Linked DNA regions of Mus musculus: region 2 is linked to region 1. Evidence: chromatin loops called from intact Hi-C (ENCODE). Cell type or tissue: gastrocnemius. All regions are shown on one strand. Each heading gives the region's core, and the rest is flanking DNA. Links, peaks and the distances in the headings are about the cores only.

Evidence for each region. A loop is a pair of places that touch in the nucleus more often than their neighbours do. Peaks named below come from ENCODE experiments on the same cell type or tissue, not always from the same donor. Only the 100,000 strongest peaks of a DNase experiment are listed, where the experiment ranks them.
Region 2: a loop joins it to region 1, with 4 times the contacts of the local background. A loop is called at or near these places in 8 of 42 quality-filtered maps.

What each region holds. Positions count from the first base shown.
Region 1 is chr4:57,923,446-57,931,782 of GRCm38, forward strand. It overlaps Gm52700 (a long non-coding RNA gene), which reads right to left and starts at 1,414. Exons shown (of 3, transcript XR_003955213.1): 1 at 1,379-1,414; 2 at 1,072-1,172; 3 at 59-336. In gastrocnemius, for the core only: a CTCF peak has its summit at 4,555 (motif pointing left); DNase peaks (open chromatin) are centred at 1,273 and 4,581.
Region 2 is chr4:58,075,326-58,083,662 of GRCm38, forward strand. Svep1 (sushi, von Willebrand factor type A, EGF and pentraxin domain containing 1) reads right to left here. Exons shown (of 48, transcript NM_022814.2): 36 at 7,326-7,493. Among named protein-coding and RNA genes, the nearest start is that of Gm35402, 45 kb to the left of the region's middle. In gastrocnemius, for the core only: a CTCF peak has its summit at 4,588 (motif pointing left); DNase peaks (open chromatin) are centred at 2,824, 4,559 and 7,442.

The DNA.
Region 1 (8,337 bases), core at 287-8,286:
ACCTCAGGCAGAGCAGGAACCTGGAGGCAGGAGCTGATGCAGAGGCCATGGAGGGGTGCTGCTTACTGGCTTGTTCATCATGGCTTGCTCACTGCTTTCCTATAGAACCCAGGACCATCAGCCCAGGGATAGAACCACCCACAGTGCATTGGGCCCTTCCCACCAATCACAATTAAGAAAATGCCTTACAGGCTTGTCTACGACTCAATCTTGTGGAAGTATTTTTTTAAATTGAGGTTCCCTCCTCTCAGATGACTTTAGCGTGTGTCAAGTTGACATAAATTAATCTAGGACATGTATATTTCTAAGGCGTTAAGTATATTCACAGCATCATACCTTTAAAAACACAGAATAAGAGTCAGTTGTATGGGCATACTATATTTCATTTATCTATTCATAAATTGACAGATAACTTGTTAACATCTTTTTTTTTATGATGATCTGTGAACACTAATACATAGGCATCCATTTGAGTCCCTGCACTCAATTCTTTTGGAAATTCTGGACCAGCATTCTATGTTTGTGGTAACTCTACATCTAGGTTTTCCAGGAAAATATACAAATTAGAATTTAATTTTCAATAATAACACTGTAAGATCCAAGTTGATCTGGGTTCAATTCCACATCAATGCACCAGCACCAGCATTGGCACCAAACCAATCAAACCAAACAACAACAACTTCCTTCCTTCCTTCCTTCCTTCCTTCCTTCCTTCCTTCCTTCCCTTTCTTTCTTTCTTTCTTTCTTTCTTTCTTTCTTTCTTTCTTTCTTTCTTTCTTTCTTTCTTTCTTTCTTTCTTTCTTTCTTCCTTGATTCTCATGTATCCCAGCCTGGCACTGAACGTCTATGTAGATGAGAATGCCTTTGAACTTCTCTGCTTTTCTGTCTAGGCCTAAATTCCAGGTTTACAATATGTGCTGCTATGCCTGTTTTATGTGGTGCTGGAAATAGAGTCCAGGGATTTGTGCATGCTAGGAAAGCTCTCCACCAATTGTGCTATTGCCCCAGCCTCTCTAGATGACATATTAAACCCGTACACTTCTACCACCTGCCCAGCGTCTCTCCACTCACCCCTCGGCAGCATTTAGGATCCCTGAATCAGCTCCTTGGCTAGGTTCTTCGCTTCCTCTCCTGGCCTTTCCCAGCTGCTCTCCTCAAACAGGTTGGTGTTCCTGGGAAACATAAAGCAAACAGACCGTGTAGCTCCCTCTGTTTTAGAAACCCTCTGCAGCCTCCCAATGCTCTCAAACTGGCATCCAAATCCTCCTCTGGCCAATGAAGTGGTGCTCTGAGGGCATTTGGCTTGCTCGCTAGACTCCATGGCAACCTGCCCAAGTTATTAAGATTTTAAATCTGCCCAAGATGAAGAGTCACAGACCTTGTCTCTAGCCCCAAACAGCTCATTCCTTTGCTGTGGCCAACCCCACAAATTGTATTGTGTTTCAAATGCACGGGGAGAACAAAGGAGAGCATTCTCCTACCACCTCTGTCTTTCCTCATTTTACTCAATAGCCCTGACTGATGCCTTCTCCTGAGAACATGGTATGTTCTGTTCTTTTCCCTACTCTCAACAAGGTGCTCCGAGTGACCGGTTTCACTCCTCTCTGCCTGAGGAAAAAGCAGTCCCCAAAGAAGTGGGTAGCAGCTTGAGTTGACCAAGCAAGTAGGACAGATCTTATTGAGCATTGAGGTTCTAGGATAACTAGAACATTATAATGAATATACTATTATTGCTGAACAGAGAAACCATTGTTAAGAAACTTTGGGGCAAACTCCTGGCCTATCAACCATATGTCATCATGAGCCACACCCACAAAGTAGGTACCTGCATCCTGTCTCTGTGTCCACGAAATTTTATCAAAGTATATTTTGTTTGTCAAACTAGGTGTCCAGTATCTTTGTTGTGAGGAAGTCTGAGAAATTTCACAGAAGCTGGTATAGTCGTATACGCCTTTAATCACAGCACTTGGAAGGCAGAGGCAGGTGGATTTCTGTGAGTTAGAGGGCAGCCTGGTCTACATTGTGAGTTCCAGGATAGCTGGAGCTACACAGTGAGACTTCATCTCATAAAAACAAAACAAAACAAAACAAAAAACAAAAACAAAGAAAACCCCAAACCAAACAAATCCCCCAAATATTTTAAAACATTTATTTTATTTTAAATCATGCATCTCTTCGTGTGGGTATGTATGCACAAGTACAAGGTAAACGGCATCAGATCCCCCGGAGCTAGAGTTATAGGCAGTTGTGAGCCACCCTACATGGATGCTGGGAATCCAACTCTACCAGAGCAACAAGTTGAGCCTTCTCTCTAGCTCCAGCATCATGGCTTTTAGAAGATAAAAGAGGACTGAAATAAATAATGAGGAAATAAATACATCCCTTGAGCCACCCACCCTGCTTGACTCAAGAAAACTAAGAGAGTGGTCAGCCCTCTAAACCTCTCATCTCAGCACTCGGGAGGTGAAGGAAAGAGGAGCTGGAGTTTAAGGTCTTCCTTCCCTGTGTGGCAAGTTCAAGGCCAGCCTACCCTACACAAGTCCTTGTCTCAAATACAAGAAAAAGAAAAGTAGGAGAATGTTTTGAGATACCGTAGTACAAACTGAGTGGTAGTGGCGCATGCCTCTAGTCCCAACACTCGGGAAGCAGAGGCAGGTGGACCTCTGTGAGTTCGAGGCCAGCCTGGTCTACAGAGTAGGTTCCAGGACAGCCAGGGCTACATAGAGAAACCCTGTCTTGAAAACAAATAAAAACAGAAATTATGGTATATAACTGCACCCAAAATGACTTTTTCTCATTTCAGGTCTTTAGCAGCACATTTCTTTTTATTTTAAGATTTATTTATTCTATGTAAGTACACTGTAGATGTCTTTAGACACACCAGAAGAGGGCATCAGATCTCATTACGGATGGTTGTGAGCCACCATGTGGTTGCTGGGATTGGAACTCAGGACCTTCGGAAGAGCAGTCAGTGCTCTTAACCGCTGAGCCATCTCACCAGCCCCTAGTGGCACATTTTATCACAGGAAATTACTATAATGTTCAAAGAAATCTTGTTGATGTCTAGATGAATATCCATATCTGATCAGAGAGCCTTTGATCCTTGTTATCTTTCCAGCAAATACAGCAAACAAATGATAACACTTAGATGACTGGTTACAGCTTAGCCAAATGGTGAAGAAGTTTTTGTAAGTTGGATTCATTGTTTATGAAAATAGAGTGATTTCAAGTCTTAATATGAAGGTGATTTTCAAATCTTATATGAAGTCTTATATGAAGGTGATTTTAAAAAAAGATTTATTTATTTATTTATTTATTTTATGTATATGAGTACAACATCACTGTCTTCAGACACACCAGAAGAGGGCATCTGATCTCATTACAGATGATTGTGAGCCACCATGTGGGTGCTGGGATTTGAACTCAGGACCTCTGGAACAGCAGCCAGTGCTCTTAACCACCGAGCCATCTCTCCAGCCCGAATTTTATTTTTAAATGTATTTTATCCCCTGCCTCTTTGTACAGACATAACTATATATCTTTTTTTTGTTGTTGTTTTTTTGTTTGTTTGTTTGTTTTGTTTTGTTTTTCGAGACAGGGTTTCTGTGTATAGCCCTGGCTGTCCTGGAACTCACTTTGTAGACCAGGCTGGCCTCGAACTCCGGAATCTCCCTGCCTCTGCCTCCCGAGTGCTGGGATTAAAGGCGTGAGCCTCCATGCCCGGCTATCTATCATTTTAAAACAAGTTGTTAGCATATTCCTGATGGTGGTCAACTACACACTGCCTCTGCTTGAAAACCTTTTTTTTAAAATCACTCCAAAGAGAACCTCATTAAGAAGTCACTGTCCCCCTTTCTCTGCTCTCCGCCCTGTCAATCACCAATCTGTTTTCAGCCTTTGTGGGTTTCACTATTCTGGATGAACCACGTAGATGCAGCTGTACAACCTGGGATCATGTCCCCTACTCCACTGCTTCCTACTGTTGAGCAACATTTCTTGGAACAGACATCATCACATGCATGTTCTTCCTTCCTTCCTTCCTTCCTCCCTCCCTCCCTCCCTCCCTCCCTCCCTCTCTCTCTTTCTTTCCCTTTCCTCCTCCTCCTCCTCCTCCTCCTCCTCCTCCTCCTCCTCCTTTGATTCAGGGTTCTACTCTGTAGCCCTAGCTGGACTCAGAACCTGTGATCTTTCTGCCTCAGCCTCTCAAGGCTGTGATGATCAAGCTGTGCCAAGCTCCTTGTATCATCCATCAAGCTTCTTGTATCCATTAGGCTACTATGAATACCATGCTATGCTAATGTGTGTGTGTGTTTCATTTTAGAAAATAAAAGATATATATATGTGTGGGTGTGTCTTTGCATGTGTGTTTGTGCACCGCTTGTGTTCTTGATGCCCACACAGGTTAGAAGGGTGTGTTGGATCCCCTGGAACTGGAGTTACAGATGGTTGTGAGTCGCCATGCTTACTATTTATTATTCAGGTGATTGTATTGCCTCCAGGTCTTTGGCCTGTGGAAAGAAAAGTACAACTTAAATGTAAGTTTTCTGCCCTCTAGTGGACGCTTTAAGTCATGGCCACACAAAATGCTGAGATGATTAACCCTACTTGAACAGATATATGGCTCCTGAAGTTTGGGAGTCTCACTGTGGCATGGAGACCCCTACCTGTTGTAGGGGCCCCTCCTGGGAAGCAGGGTGGTGCTGATGACATGTAGCTTCACACTTCTTGAGCTGCCATGGATAGATCAGCAGCAGCCTGACAAATGACCTAACCCTGAACATCTACCAACTCAGGGCCTCCATATAGGAAGGTAGGAGGCCCAGATACTAACGTTTTCAAAATGGCCAGGCAGTGGTGGCACATGCCTTTAATCCCAGCACTTGGAAGGCAGAGGCAGGTGGATTTCTGAGTTCGAGGCCAGCCTGGTTTGCCAAGTGAGTTCCAGGACAGCCAGGGCTACACAGAGAAACACTGTAAATAAATAAATAAATAAATAAATAAATAAATAAATAAATAAATAAAAAAAGCTTCTCAAGCCATGAGAAGAATGTGAACTGTTAGGTGAGGGGGGTCCCTTCAGGTATCCAGGCAGAGGAGCAAATGGCAAGGAAGAGATAAGAATGAAAAACCAATTGCAGATTGACTTCAACTTGCATCAGACTCCAGGGAGTCTAACACCAGGTGGTTTACTGCAGGCATATTTAAACATGATAGAATTTGGGAAATGGTCTCTAGGCAATGAGAATTCCCATAATTTCAATTCCAGTTGCACAATAAAGCTTAAGGTGTGATTACATACATACTCTTTTACAAAATATATGTGACCTAGCTAAAAGGCCTAGAATCTAGTATAGGCTCTGACCAATAGCATAGAGGTCATTGGGTCATAAAGTACACCCAACATCTCCCCTAAGGATGGATAATGGTTTAGGGCGAGTAAAACCCTCTTTAAATAATTGATAGGTTAAGGCTGGCAAGATGTCTCAGCTGGTAAATGCACTTGCTGCCAGGCCCAATGTCGTGTGTTCAACCCACAGAGTCTACATGCTATTCCCAGGAGTCTGGGATAATCCTTCTGGGGAATGGAGGTGAGGTCTGCCCCTATAGCAAAAGGTGGGTGAAGACTACCTTCACAGGTATCAAAAGGGTCAGCAGCTCGTTAACAAAACCCACTCTCAGCTTTCTGGGTAGGATACAGGGATTGGACTTTCTCTCCTCCACGGAGGAGATGCCCTGTGTGATTTACGTTCCTGGTTTTCTTACTGCTTCTCTGGGAGTACAAGGACTTCTGGGGCCTCAACAAGGAGTAGTCTGAAAATCAGAGCAAAGGATGTCGGATGTGGAAGTGGCCAGGACCACCTTCCATCCTAGTGAGACGGCAGGCACTTCAGGGAAGTTGTCTTAGTGACGTTTCTATCCCTGTGGTAGGACAACGTGAGCAAGGCAGCTTGTGGAAGCGTGGATTTGGAGCTAACAGGATCAGAAGGTGAGTTCATGACCGTGTGGTGGCGGGCATGGCAGCATGCAGGCAAGCAGGCAGCACTGGGGCAGTGGCTGAGAGCTTACATCCATACCATAAGGGAGCAAACTAGGAATATCATGGGCTTTTGAAAGCTCAAAACCCATCTCCAGTGACGCACCTTCTCCCACAAGGCCACACATCTTAATCTTTCCCAATCAGTTAACAGATCGGGACAATGTGAGTCCTCTAGGATCCTGTTTTCCTTCTTCCGGTCGGCTCATTCCGAATCAGATCAAGAGTCTCTCCCGGACGTTTGGGCCCACGTTCTGGAGATCTACCCTTTGTCTTAGCGATAGTCAGACGGCCACGGCGTTTGGGCCCACGTTCTGGAGATCTACCCTTTGTCTTAGCGATAGTCAGACGGCCACGGCTTTACTAGTAAGGGTAAGGGTTTCACATTAGTGCGGGATTCTCAATCTGGACTGAGTGTTAAGAACCACTTAAGTTGGGCCTGGTGGCTCATACCTGCAGCCCCTGCACTTGACCTGTGGAAGCGGGAAGATCAGGAGTGGAAAATCAACCTCAGCCACAAAGTGAATTTGACGGAAGCCTACATACACTGTAGGAGACTTTGTCTCAAAATCAAACCAAAACACAAACCAACCAACCAACCAACATACAAGGAAGCCCTCGAGAAGATGTCCTATGGAACACTCAGAGCTGTGAGGAAAGTGAGGGACAATTTTCTACTGTTTACTTAATAACCAAAACAGAGCCAACCAACCAACCAACCTACCTACCAACCAACCATCCAACCAACTAACCAACCAACCACCAACCAAAAGAGTTATGATGGTGGCTCATGCCCAGTGCTAGGAAGACTGAGTCAGGAGAATTGCTGTGAGTTTAAAACTAACCTAAGTAGCACATTAAGTTCTGGGCTGGAGAGATCTGCCTTAGCTACTTTTCTGCTGTGATGACAAAGTAACCTAACAAAAGTAATTTAAGAGAGAAAGGCTCAGCCGGGCAGTGGTGGCGCATGCCTTTAATCCCAGCACTCAGGAGGCAGAGGCAGGCAGAGCTCTATGAGTTCAAGGCCAGCCTGATGTACAGAGTGAATTCCAGGACAGCAGGGCTACACAGAGAAACCCTGTTTCAAAAAAACTGAGAGATGAGGGTGGGGGTGGGGTGGCAGCAATAGGGCATAAGTCTCTTGGTTGGGAGCACTGGGTGACAGGAGCAAGCAGCCAGTCTGTCACACTGCAGTAGCAGAGAGGGATCACAGGAAGCTGGTTCTCATTGTTGTACTTCCTCCATCAAGGCTCCATGTGCCAAAAGGTTTCACAACCTTCTCAAACGTCCCCAGCTGCTGAGAATCAGGTGTTCCCACACATGAGTCTATAGGGAACGGGTCATGTTCAAACCACAACAGACCCTGTCTCAAAACCAAAAAATAAAAACTTATGAAAAGAATCATCTGACGAGTGTCTCTAAAAAATGAAGTGTTCTGGGTTCATGTGACCTCTCTTCAGATCACAGGAGAGGGCAGTAGGGCCCAGTCATGAGTACTTTCGAAACTTGCCAAAGTGCAGTGGAAACCAAGAGCCGCTCAAGTATTGAAGTGGTTCTTTGTCATGCTGCTTGCTTTCCTTTAGAGCAATGTTTTGTCTGTTTACATTACAGGTATTTCTGGGGCTAGGGGGAGGAAGAAGAGAAGGGATCCCTTGGGGTCTGCATCTTCCTCAATTCTCTGCCCAGGGTCCTTGGCTCTGTCTTCATATAGGACCCAGACTGTGTGCATGCATCCCTGAACTCTGAACTTTCACACTGGTTCAGGGAAGCAAGGGTCATCCAACTGCACAGACTTTCAGCTTGAACTTGACTCACCCCCTCTGACCTGTAAGTTTGTGCTGTCTTGTTATTCAGGCTGTGAGCTTTTGCTTTCCAAGTCCTCTGCTCTGTTAGTCCTTTGCTCTGTAGGCATGTGAACGTGTGCATAGATCTCCATGTGTGCATGAAACTCCAGGAGAATCGATTGAAAGTGCCCAGTCCTAACATGAGCCAAACATTGGCTGTGCAGATCTGTAGCTTTATTTGACCATAAGAAAGCACATTAATACTCAGCCATATCGGCATCTGGGGAGTTTTGGATGTGGGAACAGCTTGCTTGGAGAGTTCTCTTCATTGTACTTTCTGCTCAGATGCACAAGGATGTTAGAATCTACTGCTCTGTTCTTTGTCTCTGACTTTGGGGTTTAACCTGGGACCTGTGTAGACTTTTGGAGTCCTTACATCATTCAAGGCAAGTTTCCCAATCTGCTTGCATCCTCGAAGGACATACTTCTTTTTTTTATTATTTTGTTTTAATTAAAATT
Region 2 (8,337 bases), core at 177-8,176, 150 kb after region 1:
TCATATGTGCAGGCCTAGACAGCCCTGACTTACAGGAATTCGTTGTACATGAAGATTTTCCAGGTGGTCTGAGGCAGAAGCACCTGTCTCTAGAATCTTCCTTATTCCACAGAGCATTTTGAGAACGTGAGGATTACATTATATAATTTGGAAGCACTTGGGGTCTTTGATCTTTGACCTTACGATAACTCTCCACCAACTACTCCTCGATGAAAGACTAACAGCAAAGCAGCTCTCTAATTGAGTGGGCAATGGCCACTGAAAACACAGTTTAAAGAGATTTGAAAGTGAAGAATTCAATTTTAGAATCTTTGTTCCCCTTCCCCCAGGTCTGGATTAAGATTTTTGTTTTTCTTTATGCATTTCAGTTAACATGTGTTTCCTCATACAGGATGTTGCCTCCTCTTCATACATGACCTTCCTCCGGGCATAGATGCTGTATTAGTGTAGTGCTTGTTTGCAGCTGTCTCATTTGCACACAATGTGGCAGACAGAGAGTTACAGTGTGACACTGTAAGATACATATTTGGTCTATGCCCTGTGCCTAAAATGGAGATCCTGAGGACTCTGTAATTTCCCAAGTGCCAGAAGGTCAGGGCTTTGCATCACTAGAGACTGTACTCAAGTGAAGACAGGTTAGGTGATAAACAAAGATAAATACTATGAAAAAGGTTAGAATTTTAAAATGATAAAAAGGATATATATTCCCCTAAATGACATCTAGGGGAATTAACCATAAGCCATTACTTAATCACTAAAACATCAAATTGCTTGTACTATTTATTTCTGTCAGAAGTTTGGAAGTGTATTTGGAATTATAGGGGACATCTCCTACTCGCTTATCTTGTTGATGGGTCATTCAGAGAATAAGCATCTTATAGTTGATAGCATATTCCTGTAACTGCTGTTCACCAAAGTGAGAGAATGTGAAACTGGGCTACGTCTAAGCTGTGAGACAAACTTGGATTCGGTATCAACCTAAGATGAAGGTTTACTCACTTCAACTCTTTGTAACCTTTGAACTCTTGGTCAAGAGGTCTCGGGGACAATATTTAATACTTTTATTAAAAATCAGCCACACACCCTATGTCCTGGGGAAGTAGTCCATCTGCATCGAAAGGATGCCTTAGGACTCCAGCAATACACAGGAATCCTTCAGTAACGGGCAGACTCCTTTTCGATTCGAGGTTTCAGTAGTTGGATTCCCACACCTAGAGGAAGCTTACCAACCAGCATGGGCCCTGGGAGCTTTATGAGTGAGCTCCTGAGAACAGCATCCTGTCCCCTTCTAAAAGGGCAAAAGCCGCTCATTAAACAGCTGCGGGTTAATGAGAATAATAGAAAGCAGCAGTGATTAATCTTATTTCAATTCATAACAACTATTGAAGATCAAAGCTCTTGTCTTAATAGATCCAGTAATTCCCTTTAGAAGCTTCTACGTGAGAAGAATCAAAAGAGGAAAACTCGGTGAGGTTTTTATGATGTCATTAACCCTTCCACACCTCTGAGTTTTATACCAACAAATGTCAACCTAAGGATGAGAGAGAGAGAGAGAGAGAGAGAGAGAGAGACTGCCACCAGTCTATCTGGCCTGAAGCACCTGCTTCTAGCATTCAGGGTGTTGATAAAAATTTCAAAAGCTAAATGTGTGGGTGAAAGGTAAATTTGCGTTGGTGAGTTGGATGGAGCTGCTTGTTTCTTTCCTGTCCTGGCGCTGGTCATTCTACACTGGTCTCCTGAAGTTCTTGCTTCCTTGCTGTAAACTTGAGAATGTATCTTGCTCCCATGATTCAGGGAGAGGCTTCATCAAAGCTCACTGGCAGTATACAACTTTAAATCAATCAAACAACCCAGCAACCACAGTCCAGCATCCATCCCTATTGACAGTTGACAGAGTTAGGTGAAGGAGAGACAGTTTTCCTTAAGGGTGTGGTCCCCTGTAGGTGATCCATGCTCTAGGGAACAGTTCCATACTCATGAATGCATGGGCAGCGAAAATTGGACTCAGTGGGTGGTGAAAATCAAATCAAAGTAGAGGCCATGAAGTTGGGAGGAGGGCTTAGGGAGTAGGGATGGACCTGAGAGGACTTGTGGGGAAGAATGAACATGGTCAAATTACACCATATGCATGTGTGAAATTCTCAAAGAACTAATAAAATATTATATCATATTAAAATAGCAATAGTGAGACAACAGTAAGACTGCTTGCATGTTCATGTATGTTCAGGTGTGAGTGGCTTATACAGTATGGAGGGCAGAGGGACGGTAGACTTGAGATTCGAAAGGAGAAAAACTCTACTTTCATGAGTCTGAGAGCAGCTGCTGATGGAGAAGGAGACAGCAAGGCAGGCCGCACTACCTAGAAGTCATGACTTAGATACAATGTTGCTATTCTTAACAGAACAAGTTGCCAGGGGTGTGCTACACAAGCCCCAGGGAGGAGTTCTGGATGGAAAAGGAGACAGCAAGGCAATCCACATTACCTACAAGTCATGGCTTGGATACAATGATTCTATTCTTAATATAACAAGATGCTAGGGCTGTGCTCCGCAAGACTCCAGGAGGAAAATAGAAATGGCAAAGAGAGAAAGAGGACATGAACAGATTCCTGGTTCTGGCTACCACATAATCTGCAAATCTTCTCTATAATACTTGATAAAGTATAACAGAAATCAATTTAAGTGCATAGCTGGGCTAACCAGAAAGGAAATCTCCATGTCTTCAACATGAGACAGAAATTGAAGCCAGCAAAGCAAGCTTGCCAGTGAGTGCCCGGGTTGCCTTTGGACGAGACAAAGGAAGGAACCAGAGAGGAAAAGGAACACAGCCTCAGACTGAATTAGTAACAGAGTGTCTGGCAGGAATCCACATCCTGGAAGGAGGTTTGTTAACATGGCAAACTTGTAAAATCTCGTCCATCGCTGTGTTTGCAGAGATGCTGGGTAGAAAAATGAGGCAGCTGCTAACTACAGATCTGTACCTGATACAGGCTTCACGTTAGAATCCATACTACTCGAGTTGTATGCAAAACCTTTCAAACCAATAAATTAATGCAAAGGGGAGGGCCCTGGGGTAGCTGGTAGAAAAGAGTCCAGAGAGCCAGATCATGAGGGTTTGTTGTGGACACAGGAAGCCTTTTTTTTCTGTAAGGAGAGACTCTGAAATGGCAATACATACTTAGGTGTCTTAGGGTTACTATCACTGTGATGAAACACCACGACCAAAACCAAGTTGTGGAGGAAAGGGTTTATTGGGATTACATTTCTGTATCACTGTTCATCATCCAGAGGAAGTCAGGAAAGGAACTTAAGCAGGGCAGGGACCTGTGACCAGGAGCTGATGCAGAGGTGATGGAGGAGTGCTGCTTACTGGCTTGCTCCTCAGGGCTTGTCCAGTCTGCTTTCTTATAGAACCCAGGACCACCAGCCCAGGGGTGGCACCACCCACAATGAACTGGGACCTCCTTAATCAATCACCAAATAAGAAAACACCTTATAGGCTGTCTATAGCCTGATCTTGTGAAGGTATTTTCTCAATTGAGGCTCCCTCCTCTCTGCTGATTCAAACGTGTGTCAGGTTGACGTAGAACTAGCCAGGACAACAGGCATGTTTCCACCGTGAAAGGTTCAGCACAGACAAGGCACTTGCAAGAGTAGAGCTCTGATAAATGAGATACTGGAAGAAAACTGTTAGCCTGCTGGTTTTAATAAGCAGCTATGGTTGGAGCTTAGAGTGGGATGCTAGGGATCAGACACCAGAAAGAGCAGAGGGAAGGCTGATTAGAGGGCACTAGGTTAAAGGGACACAGGAGTAGAAGTTGAGACTGCAGGTAACAGCTGTGCACATGTCAATAAGCTACAGGAAATAATTTTGGAAGAAACTGCAAATATATGAGTAGGTAGGCACATTTAACCTAGTGGAAAAATGGCACTGTGTACACATGTATGGACATATTAGGTGATATCCCATTAATGAGTATAAGTTCTAGAAGTTCATGTGTCAGTTTTAAAAGTATCATTAAAAAAAAAAATTAAAACAGTTACATCGTTTACTCCCCCTCTCTTTCCTCCTTCTGGTCATTCCAACGTCTCCCTGCCTTGTTTTCTCTCAGATTGGTGGCCCCCTGTTACATGTTTATGCACAAATATGCAAACACAACCTGCTGAGCCCATTATGTGTTGATTGCATGTAAGATTTCAGGGAGGATCACTTGGTGTTGGATGACCAATGAGGGGGCTCACCCCTTGGTAAGACTAATTCTCCCTCATTCAGAATTCTTTAGCTGCTTGCAGTTCTTTGTCTGGGGGTGGACCCTGTGAGAATTCTAGCTTTCTGCTTTAGCGCGAGTAATGGTATTGTTTTTGTTCGGCCACATTGTTGAAGTATTATGGGTGCAGTTTCCTGTCATCTCTAGGAGACTTACTATCACAACCAGCTCCCTAATCTGCTTGCTGGCTCTTACAATCTTCCCACGCTCGCTTCATTTGTGCGTTTTAAACAATTAGATTTGGAATTCCAGGTAACTGTTTATGATTGGACGCTTCACCTCTTCTTGACTGAAGGTGTTGTCGCCACCTGCTGGCAGTCACATGTAAGTTACACCTCTTATCTGGGCCAGCAAGGTCACTTTTCATTTTGGTAACTTATTACTATCTTGCAAAGCTAAAAATACGAATATTCTACGACCCAAGCTACAGCTTGCAATGTCTAGGCCAGGGATATCCTATTTTATATGTTCCAGGAAACAGACAGGAATACTCGGTGTAACTCTGCTTTTATAAGAAAATAAAGTGGGAGCACATTAGTGTAGTACTGTAGAGAAATGAGTAATTTAGAGATTTGGGATTTGTGCTGAAATGACTATTCACATGTTCAACCACCATAGACAATTCCCTCCTGTACTGTGGATAGCCAGCAGGGGCCCATCACTTCTTATGATAATCACATTACACTAAAGTTATTGCTGTTGTTTTAATTCAGGATTTCAGAAAGTTCTCATGTCAGTGTTTGAGGTTCCAGGACATGTCACCACCTCTGTGGTGCCTGTGTGTGTGTGTGTGTGTGTGTGTGTGTGCACTCATGTGCACATACGTGCATATGCATGTGTATCCAGTGAAGAGATCACCATCAGGGGTCTTTCTCAATTGCTTTGCAGTTTGTTTTTTGAGACAATTCTCTACTACACCTGGAACTTGTTCTTTTGGTTAGACTGGCTGCCCAAGGAGCCACCAAGATCTTCCTGTCTCTGTCTCCTTCAGCACTGGGGTTAAGATAAGTGCCACACTGCTGGGCTTTCTACCTGGGTGCTGGAGATCTGAACTTAGTCCTCATGAGGAACCCTACTTGCAGAGTCATCTCCCCAGCCCAGAGATGAGTCCTTCTTATACAGGCATATTTTATACCAGCGAAAAAGTAGTCCAGCTGACTAGCACGTATCTGAGAGAGATTATTCACACACACACACACACACACACACACACACACACACACACCCCACATCACATAATTAAAAATAAAATAACTATTTTAAAAGAGAGAAGTGATTTAAATGACACTTCTTAAATGAGGCAATGTGTACAAATATACACTAACAGGTAAATTAAAAGTATATTTGCCTATGAAAACATGTATGTAGTAACCACAAAACGGGCATTTGTTAACATGAGAATTGCAGACAGGCATTGAGGCTGGCTTCCAGGAGAATCTCTCATATCGTATTCCTTTCATAAAACTACTTAATCATAGCAAAGACTTAACTTAAGCTTCTATCTCTGCAACGGGAGCACAGGTGATCTTAAACAGGGCATTGTGCTATTTTTTACTTCTGTATAGTTCAAAGGCACTGTTAAAAATGTGGTCAGAAGGCAAGGGAACAGGACAGAAACTCTGTTTCCTGTGAGGCTGTTCCCACAGCGCCCGGAGGAGAGGACGGTTTCCTCAAAGGGCTTTCTGTTCTATCATCAAGAGTTTGAACTGTAGAAAAAGAAGACTGTCTTTTAATAGTTGATTTTTGTCTTTCATAAAAAAAAAATTACAAGTGGGTAGTGATTTGCCATTTGTGGCTGAAATGACTATTCACTTGTTCAACCGCCGCAGACAATTCCCTCCTGTATTATGGGTGGACAGCAGGGGCCCATCACTTCATATGATAATCGTATTACAATGCTGAAGTTATTGTTGCTGTTGTTTTAACTCATCAGAAAGTTCTTATGTCAGTGTTTGAGGCTCGAGGTCTCCTCAAGAACATGTCACCACGTGGTCCTGGTGACAGAGTCTGGGCTGGTGACATGAAACACATCCTCTCTGACAGCCCAGCTCCTGCGTGCCCTCACTCCAGCACCAGTTAACAGCTTCACTGTTGGCTTCATCGACGCCCCCTGCCCTTTGCTAAGTTATTCATTGTAGTCTTTGTTCTCTCACAAATATCAGCCTCTAGGGAACTAACTTGACCTGGGACAGTGGTTCTCAACCTGTGGGTCTCGACTCCTATTCGGGGGGGTGGGGGGTGGGTGTCCAACAACCCTTTCACAGGGGTCACCTAAGACAACTAGAAAACAGAGATTTATGTTATGATTCATAACAGTAACAAAATTGCAGTTATGAAGTAGCAACATAAATAATTTTATGGTTGGAGTCACCACAATCTCAGGAACTGTATTAAAGGGTTGCAGCATGAGGACAGTTGAGAACCACTACTACAGGACATTCCAGTCACAGAGAGGACACGCTGCTTCTCCGAGGGCACACACCTGAGGCAGAAATCCAGGGAGCACTCTAGTGTGCAAACGCCAGGGATGATAAACTAGTAACAAGAAAGTGTAGACAGAGAAGAAACACAGTGTCCACAACAGAGGGTGAGTTGGACCACACTCAATGCCTTGGCAGCCTGAGATACTAAACAGGCCATCACAGGTATGTATCAACCTGCGGCTTTGCCCTCAGGGCTCTCCTGACCATCAGATGAGGCTACAAGTTAAAATCATTTGCAATGCGTTTCCTGCTTTGCCAAATACCAATATATATTTATATATATATATATTCCCCTGCTGACTTACCATTCTTATGACTTTGGTGGGTGATAGACAGACACACACCTGCTTCGATGACTTTCCCACATTCTTGGTTAAAGTAAAAGATACTTTGTATTGCATTGCTCTTTGTCTGAATCTTAACAATTAGTACATTCCAGGGAGCTATTGTTTGGGAAGCCTGCCTCCTCTCTGCTCTCAGAAAATAAGACCAGGAAGCTCTCTGTCTTGGCTGTCAGGGAGTTTCATTTTCTATCCTTGATGCTCCATGCTCCCCTCCCTACAGGTTTTACTTACCCCTCTTTGCATGTGTAAGCAACTGTGTTCCCAAAAGTGAAGTTGCTCCCAGTGATGACAGCATCTTTGACGATTGGAGGCTCTCCGCAGGAGACAAGTTGACAGCTAGGTGGCGCTCTGTCCCAGCTGCCGGAAGCTGTGCATTCAAGGAGGGATGGGCCCTGTAAACTACAGATAGGAGAGAGGGCTCAGGTGGCTCCTCTCACTGGGTGGCCACTTTCTCCATGGAGAAATAGAACTTGGAAGAAAAATACAGGCTGAATGTTGAGTTTTTGTGCACGAAATAGCAGTTCTTCACATTGTATTGATGTGTATGAATGTAAAAGAAATTTACACCAGCCAGACCATTTAAAATAATGAATGGGTAAAGAAAGACAACAACCACTTGGTGCAGAATTCAAGTCTAATGTGTTTATCGGTAAAGAGGGAACTCCAGAGCTTCTGACTGGCAAGTTACTGGGATGAGAAGGGTTAATAGCTTAATTATTACCCAACTGGAAGCTGGATACCTGAACAGACAGGTAATCAGAGTCACTGAGGTCAAAGGCGTTGTCCTTCCAGGACCTGAGGTTTGTTGCTCATGACTCTGACCTCTGGTTGTCCTTTGACCTTACAAACCCTATACCCATGGCATGGCTTACCCACCTATTCTGACAGTCTTGATTAGTTCTTTTTTAAAAAAATATCTTTTGTTGTTGTGGTTGTGGGTGCTGAGGAATGTGTGGAGGTCAGAAGATAACTTAAAGGAGTCAGTTCTCCCCCCACCCCCCAATTAGGCTTAGACCTTTATCCTCTGAGCCATCCCACTGGCTCTTAATTCTTTACTTCTATCCACTCGATCTGTTTCACTGTGGAACCTGATGACTGCCTTTCTGGGCACAGTCTGACACACATGCACCTGTACACGTACATATGCACATCCATGTATGTGTGTGTACACACACAAGTGAACTTCTTACAGAATTAAGACCCTTCCATGCTTTCTTGCACTAATAAATATCATCTTGATAAA